Regions from separate parts of the Homo sapiens genome. Here region 2 is linked to region 1. Evidence: chromatin contacts called from ENCODE Hi-C or POLR2A ChIA-PET data. All regions are on one chromosome and are shown on one strand. Each heading gives the region's core, a stretch centred on a gene start or an enhancer-like site at or near the end of the contact. The rest is flanking DNA. Distances are from core to core; before and after follow the strand shown.

Region 1 (3,077 bases), core at 412-2,911:
TTAAGTCTTACCTTAAATTTGACCTTACATATTTAATCAATCCTTTAAAAAATAAAGCACCTTTTTGTCCATTAAAGTAGAAGGGTAATACAAGTGTGTGAGAATACGTGAGTGCACATGTGGAGAAGCTATATCCCATGATATTAGAGCTTTATGAAACTTTCTATTTTCATGACCCTAATGAGAAAACTGACTTCTTCAGAATGGGTTTCATATGTAACTTTCGAACTTGTTTTTCATTTGTAGTAAAAGCTTTTTATGTCCCCTTTGCTCCTCTATCTGGAATGTCAAATTCTAACTTTAGCTCCACTCTCAGACTCTAGCCTGTGAGACATCGCACTGCCAGTTTCAGTATCAGCCTCCCTGGAAGCCAGTGACATTTTGTCCTGCACACCATTCCTGCCCTGTGCTCCCAGTGCCTCTCCTACTTCTTCCTTCTTGGCTCCTCTGGAGAAGCCAAATCATATTTTACCAAGTCAGACACCTTATTTTGGTAAAATTTGATGAGCACATTATCCTACAAGAAATCACTGGTGTTAGAATCTAGGCATGAAACTGAGCGCTGGCCACTGCACCATTAATCAGCAGACGAAAAGAAATCTGAAACCAATGAGATATTTTACTTGCCAGTAAAATCTCTATTTTCTAAAATTTACTTTTTAATAAAAATGTTGATACCTAAATCTTAATCAAGGGCTATTTGTTATATAGGTTTTTACTCCATTGAAATTTCCTTTTGAAAGATAGTAGAAAATACTCTTTATTCTTCCATGATGTTTCTATGAAGAAGCACTTTTAAAATCAATTTGTTACAGTAATATTAATATCTGATCAATTTTCTCTACAGCAGGCCTAACATTTAATGTAGTTCTGCAGGCTTCTTAATAAATTCAGATTTAAACATTACATTACTTTTTGGTGAAACCCTGTCTCTACTAAAAATACAAAAATTAGTCCGGTGTGGTGGCACACACCTGTAATCCCAGCTACTTGGGAGGCTGAGGCAGGAGAATCACTTGAATCTGGGAGGTGGAGGTTGCAGTGAGGCAAGATTGTGCCACTGCACTCCAGCCTGGGTGACAGAGTGAGACTCCATCTCAAAAAAAAATAATAAATAAAATAACATTACTTTTTAAAAAAGTATTCTTGGTTCTTGTTGAAAGCAGGTTATAAACAGAGGATACTGGCACCTTTAACTGCAGTTTGGTGCAGGCCTATAAGATTCTTAAAAAGGTTTTAAGATCATATGAATTAATGAAAAACTGAGGGCATTTATCAGATAAAAGACCAATCACATGATTTGACAAGGCCTTTTAATTAATCTGCTGATGCTCTTAAAAATCTGCCTCTCTGCCTGAATGATTATTACTAGCTTATTTCTTTTCCTGTACAAGAAAAGAGATGAAAATGTCCTTCAACAGTTTATTCTGTGTGTTCAAGGGAAAAGATGGGGTGCTTTTCAGCACTCTCTTCAGTTCACATAAGCCGCCTCTGTGTCTGTAGGAGTTGAAATCTTCCTGCTGGCTATTACTCCTTTTCCTCTACATGGGATCAGTTTGAAAGCTACTTGTCTTTGGACTTATTTACAATAGGAATAAAAAGCTTCTGACAATGTCAGGTAGTGGAGAGAAGCAGGAAGCTCAGCTGAGGACCATGGGAATTCAAGGGAGCAATCTCAGTTGAAACCGGATTTCTGAACTCTTGATCTTTATTTTGGCATTTGTGGCTCGGGGCAGGTAAGGTAAACAGTGTCCAAAGTTCCCCTTAACAGACTGAAATAATACTGTGGTAACTGAAGCTTTCAAGCTGCTCCTCCATGCCAGGAATGTGAAGGATGCCTATGAAAACAACAAAAAGCTACTACTAATTTAATCAGATTTTTGTTAGATTAGAATGATACAGTTGAACTTTGGGATTTTAAATTCCTTTAAAATGTTAATATTTCAAAGCATTATTTCACAATTGCCATTAAACTCCTTACAGCATGTATTTCTGTAGGTAGAGAGATTTCTGCTGATGTGCTGGAAATATGTAACCTTGTATTTTGCAGCCTCACTTTCCTCTTTAGTAAAGCCCTGATTTCCCAAAGGGGAATGCTTCCTTCAACACGAGGTTTGGGCTTAGGTAATAGTTGCAGTTCTGCAGGAACATCAGTTCAAGGAATGATGAGCTGAATGCCAAAATAAAGCTGGGATGACTTTATGATTATTGCGTATGAACAATCTAATATGAAGGAGATTTTTCATTGCTAATATTCAACTACTGGATAGAAAATATGGCTATGTTACTGAGTTTGTTAATGTCAAGATCTCAAAGAGAAGTACATGGAAGATAGGGTCACCAGAACTGAATCTGGAAAGGGTGTGTGTGCCCCCAGGAATATTCCACCAGAGGCAGCAGTGTTATTAGTAAGTCTCCTCTTATATTAACTATGACAAAAGCCAGTGATGGCTAGAAGCAAGAGCACTGGCAAACATCTTGGTCATATGAAGATGAGCATCATTGTCTCCTAATTAGCAGAAATATCAAGTATCCCTTAAAAGAGAACTTGGTGACAGACTGAGAATTAGAAAATCATCTAATTTTAGAGACCAGAGATCAGTCCAACACTGACGTTTTGCACATAAGAATACTGTTGGCTTAGCAGAGTGTGACGACATGTCACTGTTCATTCAAGATGAGAAGGCTCAGATCCAAAGGCCAACATAGTTTTCTGTTTCCTGCCTTCCCATTCTTTGTTGATACTAGCTTGAGATAATAAGCTTTTTTACAAATCATTTACCTGTAATGATTCACATCATGAAGAGTATGATCACATGGATGTGTCCAATTAATTGAGGTTGTTGTGCTTTTCTTCTAACCTTTCATCAGTACCAAATAAGATTATGGAAAGTGAAAAGTTGTAACTAAATCCCTCAGTGATATAGGCATCTCTGTATAATAGTTCCTTGGCCTGTGAGGAAATCAGATGGGCAATTTGAGTAGCTGTTTGTGGCAGAACCCAATCTGGCTTGATGTGTTTTTCCACAGATTGTGTTGCATTTCTGGAAAAGTGCTGTGAGACTTTTTTTGACACC
Region 2 (2,700 bases), core at 182-2,681, 43 kb before region 1:
CTGCCTGAGCTCAGGAGTTCAAGACCAGCCTGAGCAACTCGGTGAAACCCTGTCTCTACTAAAATACAAAAATTAGCTGGGTGTGGCGGCGTGCGCCTGTTATCCCACCTACTCAGGAGGCTGAGGCAGGAGAATTACTAGAACCCAGGAGGCGGAGGTTGCAGTGAGCTGAGATTGCGCCACTGCACTCCAGCCTGGGTGACAGAGCGAGACTCTGCCTCTAAAAAATAATAATAAAAAAAAAATCTCTCCTCTCTGGAGGACAGTACTGAACATATGCAGGGTCTTTTCAGTTTATAATCTAATCCGTAGACTGCACAGTGCTAGCAATTCTGTTCACAGTTATCTTTTCACAACAGTCATCTTGGAAGTACTTGATTCTTACCTTGATTTATAATATTTATTGAGCTCACATTACAGATCATTACTGTCCAGTCACATTGATAAAACCATGTCACTTGGAAGCTCCAGTTCACCACTCCTAGCTGTGTGACCTTAAGCAGTTTACTTAATCTTACTAGTTTACTCATCTTTAAAATGGGAATAATAATAGTATCTGTCACATAGCCAATATATTTGAAAGCGGTATTGCAAGGATATAGAACAGCTTGAATGTTAAGCACTTTCAAATACTAAGTGAGGTGATCACTTTTGTAATTCAAATGGAAATAGAATAAATGTCAATGAATTAATGATCTGTATCAGGAGGCAGCATAAAGAATTTGAATTGGAGGGTTTTGGGTAACTGGTAAAATGGTGGTTATCTTTTTTTAAAAGAAAAACCCTCTTTGGGGATTCCTTTGTACAGATGATCTCTTAATTTGCCATCTTTAATCCTCACATTATTAAAGGCTACATTGATTAGAAGGAAATACAGCTTCCTTGTAGGTTTTTAGCTTTTTGGCTTGTTTTTGGGGAGATGGTTGCTGCTATTTGGAGAAAGGGAGAAAGGCAGAAATTTTAACCTTAGTCTGATACCTTTTCTACAAGCTGGCCACCAGGTCCTTTTTAGGTTTTTCTGAAACCTGACCAAGTTTAATTGTCATGGCATAAAAACTTGGTATTGAAGGAGTTAAAGGGTCTCCCACACCCCTTTGCATGAATCGTTCTTTTGTGTACACAGCTGCAGTGGCAGCACGGGTCGGAAAGGAAATGGTTAGAGGAAGAGCTGGTTTTCAGACAAGGCGAGTCTGCGAGGGGGGCTGCAGGGTGGCCTGGGGTTTTACATGCCAGATGTAGGCCTGCCCCGGTGCCTGCCTGGAGCTGCTGGCGTGGTCACGCCGCGACCCTGTGCGAATTGAGGCGAGGTGATGAGTTAGCGGGTTGCCATGGCAACAGGCTGGCCACGTGACCAGGGTGCTGCTGCCGGCGCTCTGACGTCAGCTGCCAGAGGGCGGGGCCGCAGGAGGGCGGGGCGCGAGCGAGAGCTGGGAGAAGGCAGTGAGCGAGCAGGCGGCAGGCACGGTCCGTGCGGAGCAGGCGAGCGAGCGGGAAGACGCAGCCACCTTCCTCACCAGCCAGCCCACAGCGGTTTGTTCCCCTTCTCGGGAGTGCGCCAATGCCTGGGCCGACCCAAACCCTGTCCCCAAATGGCGAGAACAACAACGACATCATCCAGGATAATAACGGGACCATCATTCCTTTCCGGAAGCACACAGTGCGCGGGGAGCGTTCCTACAGGTAATGGGGCTGGCACGAGAGCAGCGCCGGGGACCGCCGTGAGGGCGCGCGGAAATCCAGCCCGTTATATAATGGAGCAGACACTGCCTGCGACCCCTGCTGCAGGCATGCATTTGTGAAGGCGGTTGTGATTATTTGGTATCTGTTTCCATGTGTCATGTTGGGTTTGCATTGAGGCTCCGCGACTGCAGATGGAAAGCATTTTGTGAATAGGTTTGCTGCCTTCGAGGGGTCTCCCTCCATCTCTTTCCTTCCACACTGATAAAAATGCATGCTGTTTTCCCCCGCTGTCCAAAGGGAGACAGGCAGTAGCACTTCCTTTCCTCCTTCCCTTTTAGATTTTAAAGGAGCCATTAGGTAGCAGTGCCAAAAGGCAGAAAACGGGAGGGTGGGGAGAAAAACGTTTGCGCTTAACCTGGAGAGTGTGCAGGAAAGATGGAATCCTCTAGATTAAGCTGCAGTCTGTGATGTTAAACCGCCAGATTGATGGAGCTTTGTAAGAATTCTGCTCGCTGATTGGTGCAGGGATTGACAGCAGAGGTGATAGTGTCAGACATTCACCAAAATTTTCTCCATAGAACCCTAGGTTTATTAGAAAGAGACTGGACTGCAAAGGACTTGAAAAAAACTGGGCGCTGTTATGCATTTTCTAAGGAGTTTATGGCCACCGCTTGGGTGGGGGAGCCTTTCCTTCTTATTTACAGTAGGAAGGTGATTCCTGGTCTTTTGCTGAGGTCTGTTTTGAGGATGGGACTGATCTTGGTCATTGTATTGTGAGCCTTTTGATTAATGAGTTGGCCTGTACGGTTGGCATCATTTTTACATTAACATATCTGGCAATATGTTCCAGTAGATAAGCTCATTAAAATTGTTTGCATTGTTTGATAAGGATAACAATGTAATGGAGAATGCAGCTAGAGTCTTATGCAGCTCAAGGCCAGACTTGAAGGGAGACTGATAGCTTCGGTCATATTTCCTCTGAAGTTCTTTTGTACTGGGGTAGTTATTTTTAAATGTTAC

The links. A loop is a pair of places that touch in the nucleus more often than their neighbours do. ChIA-PET counts read pairs that join two places held with the same protein, here RNA polymerase II (POLR2A). Pooled maps may share reads with other maps.
Region 2: a loop to region 1 is called in a map of heart right ventricle, with 10 times the contacts of the local background. The contact joins the promoter of MAPRE2 here to the enhancer-like site in region 1. A Hi-C loop is called at or near these places in 24 of 168 maps with a recorded cell type or tissue (B cell, CD4-positive, alpha-beta T cell, CD4-positive, alpha-beta memory T cell and 14 more), 13 of 37 single-sample maps with no recorded cell type and 24 of 50 pooled maps. POLR2A ChIA-PET finds 5 or more read pairs at or near these places in 14 of 52 experiments (CD4-positive, alpha-beta T cell, CD8-positive, alpha-beta T cell, GM12878 and 10 more).

Annotation. Positions count from the first base shown.
Region 1 is chr18:35,083,175-35,086,251 of GRCh38, forward strand. The region is part of intron 2 of MAPRE2 (microtubule associated protein RP/EB family member 2); the gene reads left to right. Among named protein-coding and RNA genes, the nearest start is that of MAPRE2, 43 kb to the left of the region's middle. Within about 2 kb of position 1,662, at least 7 of the 41 ENCODE cell types and tissues checked have a DNase peak (open chromatin) inside an H3K27ac peak, as active enhancers do; they include gastrocnemius medialis, heart right ventricle and psoas muscle, where a contact is called at or near this core.
Region 2 is chr18:35,039,982-35,042,681 of GRCh38, forward strand. It overlaps MAPRE2 (microtubule associated protein RP/EB family member 2), which reads left to right and starts at 1,432. Exons shown (of 7, transcript NM_014268.4): 1 at 1,432-1,680. The coding sequence starts at 1,559. RefSeq lists an enhancer at 1,392-1,541.